Regions from separate parts of the Mus musculus genome. Here region 1 is linked to region 2. The links are chromatin loops, found by intact Hi-C in ENCODE. Cell type or tissue: left cerebral cortex. All regions are shown on one strand.

Region 1 (2,500 bases), 51 kb after region 2:
AAAGGCTCTTTTGAAATAAACCTGATCTAGTCCCCAGCACAACCACATCAGAGAAAGCCTTAGGGGACAAAAGAACAAAGGCAGGCCCTTTAAAAGATGATGTTTCATCTCAAGTCAGACTTCCTTTAAAGCAGTAACTCTATGGCCACCTATAATAATAATAATAAAAGCCTGCAATGATGCCCCAAAGCTCTAATTTATGGCTTTAGTGAAAATATATAAAGTAAGTTACCTCAGACTACAAACTAGATTAACTTTAGTAAGTCTTTTCTGCTTCTATATTTTGGCACAAAGGAAGTCATACTTAAAAAGAAATTGCACATATAAAAGCTCAGAGATGGAAGAGGGCTGGCTACCTAGAAAAAACAAACAAACAAAAAACAAAAAACCCAGAGAGACAGCACTACCTCCCAGGCTCTCCTTCACCAGCGGTTTTCTGTTTGTTCAGGGCACGGCTGTGTGAGCAGTGATTACTCCACCCTGGAGAGAGAACTAAATGATGAAAGAGGGAAGCCCAGTGAGGGGGGGGATCACAGAGGAGAATTAGGGGTGTAGAGGACTATCAGCAAGGAAGCTCTGTGTGCGCTGTTGAGAATAGTCTTCCCAGATGACTCAGCTGCCAATGTGAGGACACAGCAGAGGATACTGAATACAGGCCATCTGAGAGGCTATCTCCATCTACCTTCATCCCACACAGTTCAGGCCGGCCTGGGCTAAACCACTGGTTTGTACCTTACACATTACAACATGAGGCAATATTTCTTGCTGAGTGAGGTGGATCACACCTTTAACCCCAGTATTTGGAAGGCAGAGGCAGGTGGATCACTTCAAATTTGGGGCAAGCCTGATCTACATAGTGAATTCTATGCCAAAGAAAATAATACTTGCAAACAAAAAGGAATCCTTTGTATTGCTGTTACCCAAGGCCCCAAAGCCACAAATATACTTAAAAAGTAGAAGCATGAAAGTCATTATCATACTACAGCAAGTCACTCAGAGCCTCTAGAATATACCACTGTGTGACACCACAAGACTAGAAGACACAGGTACTGTGTATGTGCATGTGTGTTTTGGGGGATCCAGTTCAGTGCTCTGTATGCTAAACAATCATTCTACCACTGCACTATGCCTCCATCACTGTTTTTTGTTTTTGTTTTTGTTTTTGTTTTTATTATTAGAAAGGCGAGAAAGATTGTTTTAAGGTACTCTGGAAACAACTTTAAAGGAAATGTTCTTTCTACTTCCTGGTATTTGATGACATAGAAAATTGCCATTTTCCAGGCTGGAGAAATGGCTCAGCAGTTAAGGGCACTGACTGCTCTTCCAGAGGTCCTGAGTTCAATTCCCAGCAACCACATGGTGGTTTATAACCATCTGTAATGGGATCCGATGCCCTCTTCTGGTGTGTCTGAAGATAGCTACAGTGTACTCATCATATATATAAAATAAATAAATAATTTAAGAAAAAAGAAAAAAGAAATTTGCCATTTTCCAACAGAGGGTGACTCTGAGCAAAGTGCATGATAGATCTATCTGTCTGACTGTCTATCTATCTATCTATCTCTACACATGAAAATATAATGAAACTCATTATTCACAAGCTAATTGAAATAAAAATAAAATAAGAATGTAAGATAGCAAGATTGGGAATTCAAAGACAAACACAGTGATCTTAAGGCCAGCCTGGGCTATACGAGAGGCTATCTCACAAAACAAACAAATCATACTGAACTCTATGTGTTCATTTATCCACAAAGCCACATAGAAGAGACCAAAAGCTACCAAAAGTTATTTCCCTCCAGTCAAACAAGAGACTGAGCCCATGTGAAACCCCCATTCAGCTCATGGTGCATCCTGGTAGCTCCAGAAGCCGGGGAGGCTGAAGCAGAGATATCCCTTGAGTTCAAAAATGTGTCACCTGCTTGAACAACCCAGGAAGACCTTGCCTTAACAAGGGAAAAATGGTTGTGATGTAGCTCAAGAACAGAGCACTTACTGAGCACTAGTGTGCATTGTATGCACAACACCCTGGGCTCCATTCCCCACACAAGAGAAAAAGAAAGAAAACTGTCTCCTAACCTGCTCTCTGCCTGATTAGAGAGTGTAATACAAGTCAAACCACATACAGACACTTAGGAGGATCAGAGTTCAAAGTTGTTACTGCTTTCCTTCCTGTTAGTTGAGAAATACTGGGTACAGCTGGGAGGGGTGACACTCTGTAAAAGGATGCAGTTTTGAAAAGCCTTTGCTTGTTAGATATTCCTAACTTGGTGAAAATTCTTTCTTCAAAGGTCATTACCACTCCCAAAACATGACGATTCAGTTTCTCAAGATTGTTTCAGTCTAGAACTGCTGAAATTATAAAGTCTTAAAGGATCTCAAATCACGTAATTCTTGTGGGACAACTTTACAAAGGGGTGGTGAAGCTATGAACAGCCAGTCAGTTGCTGACAAGCTCACTCCTTTAATACTTAATTAGGAAACATAAAACGTATGAACG
Region 2 (2,500 bases):
TGCTCCCGCTGGGTCGGCTTCCTGCGGAGAGAACAGGGGGCGTCCTTATTGCCTACGAATCCCCGCGTCTGGGGCGGAACGCGCTCGCACGCTCTTCTGCACCTGCGGGTGAGCACTGCGCACGCATCCCTACACCGGATGCACAGTGGGGACGGCGGGAGTGCTCCTGAAACTGGGAGAGGTGCTTCAGGGGACTTGGATGCCTGTATTTCTCTCCTTCCTCTTCCTTGTCATGCCTTACTAGAAGGCCTTGCCAAGCTGTCAGGCATCTAGCCTGCCCTTATTTCTAAGCATGGGTTGAACTCATTTTATTCAAGGAGTACCGAGGACAACATGTATTGGACATATACTGCAGTGCTATTTACAAAGTCTACCTAGTGAATCTTAAAGCGATTTTATTTTGTGTGTGTGTGTGTGTGTGTGTGTGTGTGTGTATGATTTGTTGACGGCCCTACCTAATAATACAGGTCTCCAGGCAAAGACATTTACCCTTTTATTGTGCCTCCGTAGCGGTGAGGTTTATATAGAGAAGTGCTTAAATCGTCTTGTGACCTACCCCTTTTCCTCATGATAATAGTCTTAAACTCCTAACATGGGCTGCAAAGCTTTGCTGATCAATCATTTACTTATTTCTGCCAATTTTCATTTCCTGCTCTTCTGGTTTCTCCAGTTACTGAAGTGTTTTACGAGGCTGAGAATCAAATTCAATTTACTTTTCCACGTTGGACATTTGTACTACTACCAAACTACATTTTCAGCCCAGTCATCGAACTTGTGATTCCTCTCATGTGTCTACCTCTAGCCAGAAATAGTTTTCCCATGTTTGGCTAACTCATTCATCCTTGAGTTTCATCCTGGAAGTCAGGTTCTCTAGAAAGTCTTGACAGATTAGACCTGCCTCGTTTTCCCAGCTGTCTGTACATACTGTTGTAAACTTCCAGTTTACTTGCCTAGATTGTAAACTCCATGAGGGCAGGAATTGTCTCTAGCTTGGTCTTGTTTGTATACTCTTTTTTTTTTTTTTAAAGATTTATTTATTTATTATATGTAAAGTACACTGTAGCTGTCTTCAGACGTACCAGAAGAGGGCATCGGATCTCATTACGGGTGGTTGTGAGCCACCATGTGGTTGCTGGGATTTGAACTTCCGATCTTCGGAAGAGCAGTCGGGTGCTCTTACCCACTGAGCCATCTCACCAGCCCTTGTATACTCTTAATATAGTAGCCAACACACAACACAGTAACCACCTATTAATGAATAAGACAGAAAAGAGGCATTTAGCGCCTTTATACCCCGTCGTAACAAACTTTTTGCAAAGGTTGAAGTTATCTCTATTGAAGCCTTTCCTGAGTTCTCTCTTGCTGCATTCTGTAGGGTTCTCTCTTGCTGCATTCTGTAGGGTTCTGAAACAGATGATCTTTGGGAAGCAGTCTGGGCAAATAAGCTCACATTTGGATATTGCTGACTAAACAGCCTCATACCACACAGACCCATCTTTTGCCTCAGCCTCCACGTGATTTATGCTACAGCTACACTGAGCTCCTCAGTTCCCCCCACCAGTCAAACCTGCATGTACTTGGGCTGTCTTCCAAGTGTTCAACCTTACTCTTCTGAAGAGAAGAAGAAAGGCTGTTTCTTTGCTTGGGTTTTTTTGTTTGCTTGTTTTGTTTTGAGGTAGATCAGAAATGACATCTCCAAAAAAGATGGCATGTTTTGTTTAACTTGCATTCCACTAGCAGACTCCATTGAGCTTAGATACTTTTATCTCAACTCATCAAACCATTTTGCAGGCCCTTTCTCTGTCAGGTCATGTGCTGGCGGCCCTATGCTAAATCAGGCCTAGCATCTGACAATAAAGAGCTTCGTCTCCTAAGGGAGACAGGCATATAAGTAAGGCCATGCAGTGCAGTTTAGACGTCACTGTTTATGAACAGGAAGAAATGTATAATCATACCGGTACTTTAACCTTGTCTGTTGATATTCTAGGTTCCTCAAGATGTCAACCTCAGTCCCACAAGGCCATAACTGGACTCGCCCGGTGAAGAAGGATGATGATGAGGAAGACCCGCTGGACCAGCTCATCACCCGGTCTGGCTGTGCAGCCTCCCACTTTGCAGTGCAAGAGTGCATGGCCCAACACCAGGACTGGCGCCAGTGCCAGCCGCAAGTGCAGGCCTTCAGGGATTGTATGAGTGCACAGCAGGCAAGACGGAGGGAGGAGCTGCAGAGGAGGAAAGAGCAAGCCAGTGCTCAACACTGAGACCTTATACCATCTCACACAGTGGGCCTGACGAAATCAGCACCCAGAGAGACCTGGGAAGAAGAAACCCTAAGTAATAGAAGTGGTGTAAAATCTGGGGACAGTCTTCGGGACAGGATTGACAGCCAGACCCAATGAGGTTGCACACGACGGTCACCATGAGCTGATCTATGGTCAGATCACACATATCCTCCACATTCTTGTTCTACCAATATTTGTGTTTACAACCACACTCCCTC

Evidence for each region. Peaks named below come from ENCODE experiments on the same cell type or tissue, not always from the same donor. Only the 100,000 strongest peaks of a DNase experiment are listed, where the experiment ranks them.
Region 1: a loop joins it to region 2, with 2.0 times the contacts of the local background. A loop is called at or near these places in 15 of 42 quality-filtered maps.

Annotation. Positions count from the first base shown.
Region 1 is chr7:100,587,851-100,590,350 of GRCm38, forward strand. It overlaps a transcript of Mrpl48 not described here. Among named protein-coding and RNA genes, the nearest start is that of Mrpl48, 6.0 kb to the left of the region's middle. In left cerebral cortex, a CTCF peak has its summit at 1,455; no DNase peak of the experiment used is centred here.
Region 2 is chr7:100,537,085-100,539,584 of GRCm38, forward strand. Coa4 (cytochrome c oxidase assembly factor 4) reads left to right here and starts at 16. Exons shown (of 2, transcript NM_183270.2): 1 at 16-108; 2 at 1,988-2,500. The coding sequence starts at 1,998. The coding sequence ends at 2,261. It overlaps Gm39058 (a long non-coding RNA gene), which reads right to left and starts at 35. Exons shown (of 2, transcript XR_869836.2): 1 at 1-35. In left cerebral cortex, a CTCF peak has its summit at 1,069 (motif pointing right); no DNase peak of the experiment used is centred here; H3K4me3 peaks cover 867 bases; H3K27ac peaks cover 782 bases.